Regions from separate parts of the Homo sapiens genome. Here region 2 is linked to region 1. The links are chromatin contacts, found by Hi-C or POLR2A ChIA-PET in ENCODE. All regions are on one chromosome and are shown on one strand. The core of a region is the stretch at or near the end of the contact, and the rest is flanking DNA. Distances in the headings are between cores, read along the strand shown. Region 1 holds the start of AAR2 (AAR2 splicing factor). Region 2 holds the start of DSN1 (DSN1 component of MIS12 kinetochore complex).

Region 1 (7,134 bases), core at 1,788-4,287:
CAGAACCTCTATATATGTTCCCATATCCTCATACCACCTGTCCCATTATTCACTTATTTTTCTTTAAATTGACTCAGGTCAAGTGCAGTGGCTCACGCCTGTAATCCCAGCACTTTGAGAGGCTGAGGCAGGCAGATTACCTGAGGTCAGGAGTTCAAGACCAGCCTGGCCCACATAGTGAAATCCCATCTCTACTAAAAATACAAAAAATTAGCCGGGTGTGGTGGTGCACACCTGTAATCCCAGCTACTCGGGAGGCTGAGGCGGGAGAATCGCTTGAACCCAGGAGGCGGAGGTTGCAGTGAGCCGAGATCGTGCTACTGCACTCCAGCCTGGGTGACAGAGAGAGACTCCGTCTCAAAAAAATAATAAAATAAAATAACTAACTAAATAAATTGACTCACGTTAAAAGCAAATGCATTTAAAAAGGAAACTATATTACTTCCACAAATGAAAAGCTTATGTTATTTGCCAAGAAAGGAGGTCTTCATAAAATAAATGCAAAAATATTAAAATTAACAACCACAATGCACTTAAAACCTAAACTCATCCCTTGGACCACCTGAGGTGCACACACCACACTTTCCTTTTATTCCACCAAGCAACTCACCTCAGCCCACCTTTATTGCTGCAAATCTCACCAGCGAGTCTTTTCCATGTGTATGTATTTTTCCAGAGTTGGTCATCTTGTACATACTTTTGTAAATACTTTAAAATATATATATGTACATATATGTATATATATGTACATATATATCTATATACACGTATATATATCCTGAGCATTTCCGTATACTTTCAAATACTAAATACTTATTTTCTTTGGAAAGGTAATTCATTAAATGATACAAAGACTATGCAGTGAAAAGTGATTCTTCAGCCTTCTCCAGATTTCTGTCTCTTGTCAGAGGCAATTGCTGCGAGGAACATTATGAATCCTTCTCTGAATTTTCCCTATAGGTCTCCTTTAGCAATCTGTTATCCCTAGGGTTCTGGAATAGGACTTGGTTTACAAACAATGGGTCTTCATATGATTCCTCAGGACCCCATACACCCTGATCCATATTTCTGTCTCCCATAAAGGACCATCCTGACTCGGCTTTTGTCGAATAATCAAAGGTAAGTTCACCCAGATTAGTGTTTTTCAACTGCATTGAGAGTGGGGAAATGACCCCTCCTCCTTTACCCCCAACCCCCGCCCCGGGGACATTTAGCAATGGTTGTCACAACTGAGGGGTGCTACTAGCTCTAGTGGGTAGACGCCAGGGTTGCTGCTAAACATCCTACAATGCACAGGACAGCCACATACAACAAATACTTATCTGGCCCCAAATGTCAATAGTGCCAAGGTTGAGAAATTCTGATCTAAATGGACATGTGACCCACAAGGTGGGACTCCTAGGCCACCATTTACAGCTTCTACAACCAGTGTTCAGTGTCCTGGAGTCTCTGAAAAGACGGTGAGCCCAACTGAAACAGGGAGCTTTGAGACCAGACCATAGAGCTCAGCACTTAAGACTGGGAGTGGGGAGGGGTGGAGAGGGAGCTGAGCTTCTTCATGCAGGAGATGAAACTTGACAGGACAGGCTGAGATTGGTAAGCATGACTGTGACTGATGGAGGCTGTCTCTGGTTAATCCTGCAGCAGCTCATTGTGATTAACCATGACTGCAGGGCCCGGTCTAGTCTGCAACCCACTAAGAGATAAATTTTGACCGAGACAGATTGGCGTGTCCAGCTGTCACTGAGGAAATGTGACAGACAAGCTAAGGAGCAGCAGCACAAGAGATAAGAACAGACAGCCCTTGGTTTGCATTCTAGCTCTGCCATTCTCTGGCTGTGTAACATCTCTTTGAACCTCAGTTTTCTCTTCTGCAAATTGGGAATACACATACCTTACAAGGGTTAGTGCAAGGATTATAAATACCCAAGTGGGCCGGGCACGGTGGCTCATGCCTGTAATCCCAGCACTTTGAGAGGCCAAGGTGGGCAGATCACCTGAGGTCAGGAGTTCGAAACCAGCCTGGCCAACAAGATGAAACCCCGTCTCTACTAAAAATACAAAAATTAGCCAGGCACGGTGGTGGGCGCCTGTAATCCCAGCTACTTGGGAGGCTGAGGCAGGAGAATGGCTTGAACCCAGGAGGTGGAGGTTGCAGTGAGCCGAGATAGCGCCATTGCACTCCAGCCTGGGTGACAGAGTGAGATTGCGTCTCAAAAAAAGAAATACCCAAGTGGCCTGCCCTAAAATCACATAAGCCAATTCTTGGCAATAAATCACTTAATATAGATCTCCTACTGGCTCTGTATCTTTGGTGGAACCCTGATTAATAGTGCAGGGTTAGACCCACAAATAGTTATTTATTAATACCAAATTATCATCATTATTAATTAAATGCATAATATATGTACTCAGCTGAGCTTTTGTGCCTGGCTTTGTGCTCGGTTCCAGGGAAACAGTGAGGAACAAGACAGGCAGATTCCTTCCCTAGTGCGTTGATAGCCTGACTGAGATGTTAGGACTTGGCCTGCAGGAAGGACACGGGGTGATAATGGCCAGAGGGACTGAGGTGGCGACCGCTGCTGCTGCAGCAGCGGAGGCTGACGCTGGTTCTCTCTGGGCTGGTGGCTGGGTTTCTGAGGCTCTCCCCGAGGGCTGAGTGTGACTGGAAGCTGAGACACTGTGACCGGGATAGAGACTGGCTGACAAAGACAGTGACCGAGCGCCTGACTGGCTACTTCTGAATAGTAGCCACTGGTACAAGCCTTGGCTGTGCTTTAGTGACCATGACTGCTTGAGCCCAAAGTAAGATGGCTGGTGGCTGTGTTTCTGGACGGGGATATAAAATGCATAGGTTAATGAAAGTTGTTCACAATTCAGAAGCTAAAACGAGAAACTAAGAATAACAAAAGGCAACCTTGCATCCGGCGGAACCTGCAGGCACGGGCCATTCTTCCCGCGACCCAGGGCTCTGCCGGACCGCTTCCCCCGTCGCTCCAGTCAGACGCCAAAGCTGGAGAACTTCCGGTGCGTTTCCGCTGTACCGGAACGTGGGGCGAGGCGGTGAGTGTGGCCTCCTGGCCTCTTTTTCCTTTCCTGATTCCTTGTGTATGTGTGGCTGGGCCGCCCCTCTTCTCGGCTCAGAGTCACGGAGTGCCTTGAACTAGGCCCACCTCGCCGGGGCGGCTGGTTCTCTGTTTGTGGGACGCTGGTGTCTCTGGAGGCCCTTCCTGAGAAGCCGTCGCCAGAGTTACGTCGCGGTTTTCTTAACTTTAGAGCCTGGGGGCCGGAGACCCTGATTGCACTCGACCTGGCTCTGCCCTACTCTCTGCGTGACTTCCAGTAAGGTCTTTCCCCGAACTGAGGCTTTGTTTCTCGTTTACAAAATGGATATCATACTTGTATTAAATAAATGTTTACTAAGCGTTGAATCTGTGCTAGGGATACAGCAGGACTCAAGTCTCGTGGCGATGACAGCCTTCAATCAAACATCCAAAACTGCAGTTGTGATCATTGAGACGGAAAGGTACAAGGCACCCCAGATTATATCACAGGAGACCTGACCTAGCCCCAGGGCAAGGAACCTTTACTGAGGAGGTGAATATTGAGCTGAGATCAGAAAAAAGGATTTGACAAAGTGGGGAGGGAAGAGTTTTCTATATGGAGACAGCCTCCAATTTCAGGTTCTGAAAGAGGCCGTTGTGGCTGGAACAGAGAGCTTGTGGGGGACCATTGTGTGACACAAGCTAAAGGGGTTGCCAGGAGTCAGACCGTGCAGGCTTTGTAGGTAATAGGAAGAATTCTGGTTTTTCAAGAACCATATGGGAAACCACTCAGAAGCTGACATGGGTGGTGTTGTGATTAGATTGGCATTTTGAAAAGGTTACTGCTGTTGAATGGAGAATGGGTTGAGGAGCAAGCACTCTGAGTGAGGGACGATGGTAGCTTGGATTAGGGAGGTGGTGGAGAGAAGTGGATGGATGTGACTTTAGGTGTTCCAGGACTGTGAGGAACTCACAGAGCTGTCAGTGACAGGGGCTGGTAGACTGCAGAGTTCTATGCATATTTAATAAACGTTTTCCTAGCATCTCCTCTGTGCTAGGCCCTGTGCCAGCTGCTGGAGATATAGTGAATAGAATTACAGACTGGTGGAATTAGCATGAAAGAAACGTCATTATCAAGGAGGAGCACACAGATGTCACAAGGGAAAATGGCTAATTGATGAGCTGTTATTGTAAATGGAATATCTGTTCATTCAGCAAATATTAAATACTTTCTGAATTCAGGATTACAAATAGGAAGATGATACGTATTATTATTATTATTATTATTATTATTATTATTATTATTATTATTATTTTGAGACGGAATTCGCTCAGACCCCCAGGCTGGAGTGCAGTGGTGTGATCTCAGCTCACTGCAACCTCTGCCTCCCAGGTTCAAGCAATTCTTCTGCCTCAGCTTCTCAAGTAGCTGGGACTACTGGCGCACACCACCATGCGCGGCTAATTTTTTTTGTATTTTTAGTAGAGATGGGGTTTCACAGTATTGGCCAGGCTGGTCTCAAACTCCTGACCTCATTATCCATCCGCCTCGGCCTCCCAAAGTGCTGTGATTACAGGCGTGAGCCACCACGCCCGGCCTGTTGATACGAATTATTTAGAGCAGAGTCTTTCAAACTTTTATGACTGTGACCTACAGTAACGAATACATTTTATGGCACAACCAAGTATACACACAAACACACAAAGCTCCAGAAAACAGTACTTAGCTTTACTACTCATGATGTATTGTGATATTTCAAAAATTCTGTTATTTTCGTTTAAAAAATAATGCTGGTTGAGACCTTCACATTGATTTCCTAATCCACTAATGGATTGTGACTTGCAGTTTGGTGAAACACAAAGTGCTGATTCAGGGTAAGAGTCATTTGTGGTGGTTTTGAGGTAACAATGATAAAATGTGCTCTTATTTTTGGAAAAGGATTGGTCTTCCTTTCTGCACTGCTTTATTTAAAGTAAAAAGGGTAAACAGGGCCAGGCATGGTGGCTCACACCTGTTATCTCAGCACTTTGGGAGGCCGAGGCGGGCAGATCACTGAGGTCAGGAGTTCCAGACTAGCCTAGGCCACATGGTGAGACCCTCTCTGTACTAAAAATACAAAACTTAGCCAGGTGTGGTGGCACACACCGGTAGTCTCAGCTGCTTGGGAGGCTGAGGCACAAGAATTGCTTGAACCCGGGAGGTGGACGATGTAGTGAGCCGAGATCACGCCACTGCACTCCAGCTGGGGTGACAGAGCGAGACCCTGTCTCAAAAAAAAAAAAAAAAAAAGTAAACAATTAAACAGGCAGCTCGTTTTTCTGTGTGTGAAATTTTGACGTCTTGGCTAGATTGGAATTGCCTAGAGGGCAGTGACTGTCTTAATCTGTGATGTTTTTTGGGGGCCTGGCAAAGATCCTGGCACAATGCAGGCACTCAGTGAGTATTTGTTAAATTAGTCAGGTAGGTATCTTAGGACTAGAAGGTTGCATAATGGTTTGTTTACATTTGTTCATGTTGGTACCATTCTTGCCGATATCCCAGAGGCAATGTCTGGGATATTCAGAAGTAGGTAAAATAAGTGTACTAAGCTCTTTCTCTTCTGGCCAGCTTTCTCTTCCTAGGCTAGCTTTACCACCTGAATTCATTCTGGATGAATGGTCCAGAGCCACCACTGATTGTGGGCTCTTTGGGAAGTTGTTTCACTCCCTGGAGTTTAGGTTTTTTATGAGTGAAAGAAGAGGGGAGATTTGTGGTAGGAAAGCTCTCTAGACCCTGAACAAACTTTAGATGCTGAGCCTCCACTTGCTACCGTCTGTCCATTTCTGGGCCTTCCCTGAGGCTTATGGGAAACTGGATATGTACTTGATTTAATCTTTCCAAATCTTTTGGGATAGTTTTTTGGCAGAATTGTAGTTTTAAATGATGTAGGCATATAGTTTAGAGTGACCTGTCCAGGCATTTTCCACCCTCACCCTCTGTTGTGAGAAAGAGATCTGAGAAGATATTAAGAATGGACGGTGGACAGAACACTGGCCTGCAGGCAGGGTATCCAGATTCTAATTTGGGTCCTGGTATGACCATGAGCATGTCACTTTTCTTTCACTGGTATCTTATAGCTGTGAAGTGAGTGTCCTTGCATGTTAAGCCAAAACACAAAAATCCTTTCCTTTAATCCTCGTTTTTCTCATCTGTAAACTCAATGCAGGGTTGTCATGAGGATTAAGGGAAATAATTATGTCAGGGGTCTAACTCAATATCTGGCACATACAGAATGCTTAGCAAATGAAGCATCTTTCCCCCACGTTCTGATTAACTCTGGTTTCTTTCTTTCTCAGCTGTTCATCAAAGAAAAAGGGTTCTTTTGGTCACCCACCACTGGCCCCATGGCTGCCGTGCAGATGGATCCTGAGCTAGCCAAGCGCCTCTTCTTTGAAGGGGCCACTGTGGTCATCCTGAACATGCCCAAGGGAACAGAGTTTGGGATTGACTATAACTCCTGGGAGGTCGGGCCCAAGTTCCGGGGCGTGAAGATGATCCCTCCAGGCATCCACTTCCTCCACTACAGCTCTGTGGACAAGGCTAATCCGAAGGAAGTAGGCCCTCGTATGGGTTTCTTCCTTAGCCTGCACCAGCGGGGGCTGACAGTGCTGCGCTGGAGCACACTCAGGGAAGAGGTAGACCTGTCCCCAGCCCCAGAGTCTGAGGTGGAGGCCATGAGGGCCAACCTCCAGGAGCTGGACCAGTTCCTGGGGCCTTACCCATATGCCACCCTGAAGAAGTGGATCTCACTCACCAACTTCATCAGCGAAGCCACAGTGGAGAAGCTACAGCCCGAGAATCGACAGATCTGTGCCTTTTCCGATGTGCTACCTGTGCTCTCCATGAAGCACACCAAGGACCGCGTGGGGCAGAATCTACCCCGCTGTGGCATTGAGTGCAAAAGCTACCAAGAGGGCCTGGCCCGGCTACCAGAGATGAAGCCCAGAGCCGGGACAGAGATCCGCTTCTCAGAGCTGCCCACGCAGATGTTCCCAGAGGGTGCCACGCCAGCTGAGATAACCAAGCACAGCATGGACCTGAGCTATGCCC
Region 2 (7,134 bases), core at 1,217-3,716, 540 kb after region 1:
ATAAAGAAAGCATCTCTGCAAATAATGAGTATGTGATTCCAAATCTACCAGGAGCCAGGAAAGATTTGGGTATAGCTCAGAAGCCTGAACCCAAGGTAAGAGGTACTGAATTTCACTACAATACTTACCATCTATGATCTCTGATCTAGTCACTGAAGTCATCCTAGGTGGTAAACTCTGAAAATAGGAAAATGGAAGTGATCTGTTCTTCACGTTTCACTGCAGTCTCAATGGGGCTTTACAGCCCCAGAATAAATAGGCCGTGTGCTTTCCAGCCTCTCTGAGCTACCCTTATCCACCTCCCTGACAGAGAATATCAGCAGGGGCCATCACCTCCTCTTCTGAATTTCTATACACTTTATTGCTAGAAATATTCAAATCTCCCTGAACACATACCCTACCTTACTTCCCAGTTACTTTGTGTTTAACTAGTCCCTAATTCCATTGATGACATTATGGTCTACCTGGTCTTCCAAACTAGAAAAACCACATCATCCATTACTTCTTATTCTTAGTTCTCCAGATCCAAAGTCCTAACTGTTTTATAAACAGTCTCTAAATCTTTTCTCCATTCTCACTGTTACTAGTTTATTTATTATTTTGAGACAGGGTCTTGCTCTGTTGCCCAGGCTGGAGTACAGTAGCACAATCTTGGCTCACTGCAACCTCCTCCTCCCCAGTTCAGGTGATTCTCCTGCCTCAGCCTCCTGAGTAGCTGGGATTACAGGAATGCACCACCATACCTGGCTAATTTTTGCATTTTTAGTAGAGATGGGGTTTCCCCATGTTGGCCAGGCTGGTCTCAAACTCCTGGCCTCAAGTGATCCACCAGCCTAGGCCTCCCAAAGTCTGGGATTACAGGCGTGAGCCACCACGCCCAGCCTCACTGTTACTAGTTTAGTTCAGGTCTCATAATTTCTGGTCCCTCCCACTATCTTAATAGTCTCTCCACTAGTTTTTCTACCTCCAACGGCCCGTCTCCAGTCTATTCTTTGTTTTTGTTTTTTTTTGAGGTGGAATCTCACTCTGTCGCCAAGGCTGGAGTGCAGTGGCGCAGTCTCGGCTCACTGCAACTTTCACCTCCCAGGTTCAAGCAATTCTCCTGCCTCAGCTTCCTGAGTAGCTGGGATTACAGGTGCCTGCCACCACACCTGGCTAATTTTTGTATTTTTAGTAGCGATGGGGTTTCCCCATATTGGCCAGGCTGGTCTCGAACTCTTGACCTCAGGTGATCCGCCCGGCCTCAGCCTCCCAAAGTGCTGGGATTACAGGCCTGAGCCACCACACCCGGCCCAGTCTATTCTTCAGACAGTTGCCGGGACTTTTCCAAAGTGTAGTCAACACCTCAGGTAAACTAGTCCCAATTTACCCATTCCTGCTCTCTCCTCCCAGTCCTATTCCCTGTACTACTTCTGAATCTTTGCACATATCTGTCCTTCTACCTGTTAAACTTATTCATCCTTCCCAACCTGGCTCAAATATGAAGCTTTCACATCACTTATCTTTGGCAGAGTTGGTGGTTATGCCCCTTGGCCTTCGTAGCATTGGCTATAAAATCTGTTTACATGTCTGTCTCCCCAGCCAGGCTGTATTTGTATTCCTAGTGACTGTCAGGAACAACTGCCTGGAAGGCAGGGATGTCACCTAGGCATCTCTTCATCGTCCCCTCCCTCCCAGCAGAAATCTGTCTGTGGGGGGTGCTAAGTAAAAAGATATGAATATATGCAGAGGGACAAAAAGGAAAAGATAACAAGGAGGGCTCGGTCAAGGATCTGAATCCCCCACGGTCCTTATGACAATATCACACAAATCCAGGCTTGGATAATAACGACTGTATCACACAGATCCAGGCTTAGAAAAGCAACAACTGTCAACTGTTAAACGCTTATTCTGTGCTAGGACCTGTGCTATGTAAGCGCTTTACTTGCATCGTTATTCCACTTAATCCCTTCCACAACTCCGTAAGCACCATTAACTCCACTTTGCAGACAGGGGAACTGAGGTTCAGAGGGGCAAAAAGCCTGGCCCAAGCTTGTGACACAGCCAGCCTGGGGGCACAGGGGCAATTCGAACCCCAGCCCTCTACCCAGTCCTCACCCCTGTTTCTGGAGCCTAGACCCCTGGCACGGCAGATACGTCTCTAATGGGGTCGGTAAGGGGGACTGCCCTCGGGTTTCATTTCACCCGGGAGGAGGTCGCAGCGCCCTCGGGGACCCCCAGTGTCCACGGTCGGGGCCGGGGCTGCGGCGGGTCGAGCTGGGCCGACGGGTACGACGCCGAAGAGATTAGTGCGGCGGCGGGCGGGGCCACATCAGAGGACAAGTCTGTGACTTCCTGACGCCCGTCCAGTCCGGAACCTCCGTACCTGAAACACAAGGCCACGGGTCGCTCTCCACAGCCCCAGGTCACTCCTGGACGCCTTGCGCACCCGCAGCCGATACTCCCTGATCAGGGTGAAGCGGTCTCCACCTTCTACGTCACGGTCACCGCCTCCGAAACTCCCGCCAACCAAGGGCGCATGCGCGGCCGTCAGTTTCTCGGGCACGCGCGCGCAGAACGCCTGCCTCCGGCGATGCACATGCGTACACCGCCGCCCGACGCGCATGCGTACACCGCCGTCCAACGCTCCTGCCAGCTCCGCTCCTCTAGTCCAAGTCCTTTAGGTCCTGTCTGGCCACGTCACCACCTCCCCGCAACACCCCGCCCGGGAGTCCCTTTCCGGGACCCGCCACACTATCGTGTCCTTTTGCGCCCGACGGCCCCAGAGCCCATCTAAGATGGGGGAAACAGAGGCCCGGAGAGATTCTTGCCGGAGGAATACAGCGCCTCAAAGGGCATCTGATGCCCTGTCCCCGTCGCTAGGCTCTGGTTCCCACTCCCTTTATCTCCTTAACTCCCAAAATGTGGACCGTGACTCTCCCCAGGGTGGACTGGAGCTCTGAGCTCAGTTTGCCTCACAGTCTATCCCACTCCTGCTCTAGGACTTTTTCTCTCTCATTTCCAGGCCACTCCCTCAAACGGCTTGCTTTACTTGCTTGGTGGGTGGGGGCCTGCCCTCGGGTTTCATTTCACCCGGGAGGAGGTCGCAGCGCCCCCAAGTGGTCGCAGTGTCCTTAGTCGGGGTCGGGGGGTGCGGCAGGTCGGGCTGGTCCTTAGGGGTAGGACGGGGACAGGGCATCAGATGCCCTTTGAGGCGCTATATTCCCAGGCGCTGTTCCCTCTGCCTGGGAAGGCTTTCCCTGCTTTTCCTAGCTACATCCTCCAATTTTTTTGTATTTTGAGACGGAGTCTCGCTCTGTCGCCCAGGCTAGAGTGCAGTGGCGCGATCTCGGCTCCCGGCAACCTCCGCCTCCCGGGTTCGGGTTCAAGCGATTCTCCTGCCTCAGCCTCCCGAGTAGCTGGGATTACAGGCGCCCACCACCACGCCTGGCTAATTTTTGTATTTTTAGTAGAGACGGCCACTAAAAATGTTGGCCAGGCTGGTCGCGAACTCCTGACCTCAAGTGATCCACCCACTTCGGCCTCCCAAAGAGCTGGGATTACAGGCATGAGCCACTGCGCCCGGCCACATCCTCGAATTTTAAGCCTCAGCTAAGGAATGATTGATTTCTCTCCAAGCATTCTCTCTGGCCTTAGGCTGAAAACCAACTGTCCTTTCTGTGCTCCCAGGAGCCCAATCTGTTCCTGCTCCACTATCCCATGCTGGTCTAGGAGGCTCCAGAGAGCGGGCTGCTTCCTCAGCACCCAGCACGACGCCACCAAAATGTCCCCTTGGATGTGCACAGTCCTTTCTTTCACAGAAAAACTTCCAAATATTGAATTATAAGCAGCCCACAGTCCAAAAGAGGGGTTGGAGAGAGGCAGCTGGAGCTGACCGTGGTCATCCTTCCATAGCAGTTGTGGTCCTTGGAAAAGTTTTCTGGTGGGAGACAAAAATCTGCCTTCCTGAAATTTCCACCCTGTGGTTCCAGCCTGCTGGCTGCAGCAGCCATTCTGAAAGCAGAGATTTGCCCTTGGCTCCCTGAATATCACTTTCTGGGGTTGAGAGGTACCCAGTTCCTTTTATGCTTGCCTGCCTCTTAAACTCCTCTCTGTCAACGTGCCAGGAAGAGAACTCAGTGTTCCTTCCCAGCTAGGGCTGGCCATCCTGGGGCACAATGAGAAAATGATTTCATGGAATACAGACCCAATACATCTTCTACATCGTTTCCCTGCTTTGAATTGTTGCATGGCTCCCTCCTGTCCACAGGAGGCACACATTTTTTTCCCCTATAAGGCACTGTGTCATTAGGCTGGGTGTGGTGGCTCACGCCTCTAATCCCAGCAGTTTGGGAGGCTGAGGCCTGCGGATCAGTTGAGGTCAGGAGTTTGAGACCAGCCTGGCCAACATAGCAAAACCCTGTCTCTACTAAAAATACAAAAATTAGCCAGGTGTGGTGGTATGCACCTATAATCCCTGTTACTTGAGAGGCTGAAGCAGGAGAATCACTTGAACCTGGGAGGCCAGGAGAATCACTTGAACCTGGGAGGCCAGGGCTGCGGTGAGCTAAGAACATGCCACTGTACTCCAGTCTGGGCAACAGAGCAAGATTTCATCTCAAAAAAAAAAAAAAAAAAGAAAAAAGAAAAGAAAAGGAAAAAGAAAAAAGGCACTGTGTGATCTGACCCAGCCTCTTCTTTCAGTTCCCCAGTTCTGCTCTGCTCTCTTTCTACGAGGCTTTCACACATGGTATTCCCTCTCCCTGGAACCACTTCCCCTCAGTCCCGTGCCTACAACACACCACCATGGCCTTCATCTGGTCAACATCTCAATCTTAGGTGTCATTCAGATGTCCTTTCCTCTGTGAAGCCTTTCTTGTTTCCTCTGGGCTGGCTGAGCACCCTGGGCTCCCCCTGCCATTAACATTTGATTTCATATCTTCCAGGCCCATCCATTGTATCCTCAATACCTAGCACATGCCTGGCTGTTATTAGCCCCTCATAGAAGAGATCTATGAAGTATCATGTAGCCAGCTTCTAAGATGGCCCCCAATGACCCCTGGTTCCTGGTGTTCATGCCCTCGTGTTGTCCCCTCCCATGCTGAAGAATGCTAGTCTATATAACCAATTAGATATTGCAGACATTATAGACATTATAGTCTGTGGCTTTTTTTTTTTTTTTTGAGACGGAGTTTTGCTCTTGTTGCCCAGGCTGGAGTGCAATGGCGCGATCTTGGTTCACAGCAACCTCTGCCTCCTGAGTTCAAGCGATTCTCCTGCCTCAGCCTCCCGAGTAGCTGGGATTACATGCATGCACCACCACACCCAGCTAACTGTGTATTTTTAGTAGAGATGGGGTTTCTCTATGTTGGTCAGGCTGATCTCCAACTCCCGACCTCAGGTGATCTGCCCGCCTCGGCCTCCCAAAGTGCTGGGATTACAGGCATGAGCCACCGCGCCTGGCCTAGTCTGTGAGTTTCAAGGCTTAGCTATAAAAGACATTGTGACTTCCTCCCTGCTCTCTCATAGATCACATGCTGTGGAGGAAGCCAGACGCCATGTTGTGAAGGCACGCAAACAGCCTACAGAGGTCCACATGGTGAGGAACTGAGGCCTCCTGCAAACAGCTAGCAATGACTTGCCAGGCATAAGTAGCTACTTTGCAAATGGGTCTTCCAGCTCATCAGGCATTCAAATGACTGTAGCCTGACTGACAACTGACTGCAACCTCCTGAGACCTTGAATCAGAACTGCCCAGCTCCCAAATTCCTGACCCATAGCATCTGTGGGGTATAATAAATGTTTCGGAATAATTAATTACGCTTCAATAGACAATTGACACACACCTAAAAGTGTCTTTTTTTTTTTCATAAAATTGTTAAAGTCTTTTGTAGAAAAGTTCAATTCTATTTTTCTTCTTTTTGAAGACTGCATTTGTTTCTCAGTGGTCATATCACACTGTGTGGGAGACGCTGAAGTATCAGCAGGCAGCAGCCAGAACACCTGGTGGCCCCTCCCAAGTGACTCCAAACCAGCCAGCTGGCTGTGGCCTCCCTGGGCTCCCCACTTCCCAGGCAGCTGGGAGTGGGGAAAAGTTAGGTTTCAGATCCGCTGGGGCCCCCACCCACCTCATTAGAAAAATCAGAGAGGAGGCCAAGTCCACAGCAGCTGTTCATATGACATACTTTATTTCCAATCTACAACCATTAAAAACGCTTTATAAGTTTACACTGTACAGTTATTCTCATGTCTGAAATAAGACACAGGGGCAGGGAGAGCTGGTGGATTGGACTGCAGTTGTCCTAGCACCCGATCCATCCTAGGAAGGAGCCTTTTGAAGACAGAAGTGGAAAGGAGAGAATAGTGGACAAGAGAGGTGGACAGTTGGCCCAAGGATGCCCTTGGTCCCTTCCCTCCCATGGGCCTTGCCCTGGGGGTCCCCCAGGGCCCATGACTGCAGGACCCTCACCAGGAAACCAGGCTGAGTGGGAAGGGGGTTCACAGTATTGGCGGGGGCTGGGGAGGGGCCAGGATGAGGAGGAAGGGCAGCTTCTGGCTCTCTTCCCAGCTGCTGGGGGTTGGAGCTGTTTTTTGGCACTGTCTACAAGGTATCCCTGGGGTTGGGAGGAGGAGGAACTGGGGATTTAGGATGCTTTCTTTGTGGAGTTAAGATTTCTTTCAGTTTGAAGAGGCGCTATCTGGCCTATGGTGAGGTTCCCAAGGGAGAAACAGTCAGGGTCTTCTGCCTCCTGCCTCCCCAGGACTCCCACCCCCTCCCTGGCTGGCACCATCCACACAGCCTTTTGTAAAACCAAGACAAGTGAGAGAGGTGAGCAGGAGCAGGGAAACAAACAATGTGTGCTTTCTCCAGGCCCTTCAACTTCTCTTCCTCTTCCAAGAGGAGCGACTATAGGGTTGGTTTTTGTTGGTGGTGGTTCCCAATCTCAGGAGTCCAGATAAGGCTGGTGTTTTCCACCTGTTCTTGGCCTAGCCAGTCCCAGTCCCTCCCCAGGCTCTACTAATGGCTAGCCCAGATCAGCAGTTGGCATATTCTTATGCGTCAGAATCATTTGGAGGGCTCCTTAAAACCCCAGCTTGTAGGGCCCCACTCCACAAGCTCTAATTCAGTGGGTCTTGGGTGGGGCTGCTAATCTG

What was found. A loop is a pair of places that touch in the nucleus more often than their neighbours do. ChIA-PET counts read pairs that join two places held with the same protein, here RNA polymerase II (POLR2A). Pooled maps may share reads with other maps.
Region 2: a loop to region 1 is called in a pooled map, with 6 times the contacts of the local background. The contact joins the promoter of DSN1 here to the promoter of AAR2 in region 1. A Hi-C loop is called at or near these places in 6 of 50 pooled maps. POLR2A ChIA-PET finds 5 or more read pairs at or near these places in 2 of 52 experiments (T-cell and activated B cell).

What each region holds. Positions count from the first base shown.
Region 1 is chr20:36,233,441-36,240,574 of GRCh38, forward strand. It overlaps AAR2 (AAR2 splicing factor), which reads left to right and starts at 3,038. Exons shown (of 4, transcript NM_001271874.2): 1 at 3,038-3,063; 2 at 6,381-7,134. The coding sequence starts at 6,429. It overlaps LOC105372602 (a long non-coding RNA gene), which reads right to left and starts at 3,026. Exons shown (of 3, transcript XR_936695.2): 1 at 2,918-3,026.
Region 2 is chr20:36,771,297-36,778,430 of GRCh38, forward strand. It overlaps DSN1 (DSN1 component of MIS12 kinetochore complex), which reads right to left and starts at 2,467. Exons shown (of 11, transcript NM_001145315.2): 1 at 2,366-2,467; 2 at 129-177. The coding sequence starts at 162. It overlaps MTCL2 (microtubule crosslinking factor 2), which reads right to left. Exons shown (of 15, transcript NM_080627.4): 15 at 6,151-7,134. It overlaps LOC124904894 (a long non-coding RNA gene), which reads left to right and starts at 3,839. Exons shown (of 2, transcript XR_007067574.1): 1 at 3,839-3,922; 2 at 5,509-5,796. RefSeq lists enhancers at 2,226-2,771, 2,393-2,452, 2,583-2,722, 2,733-2,812, 2,772-3,318.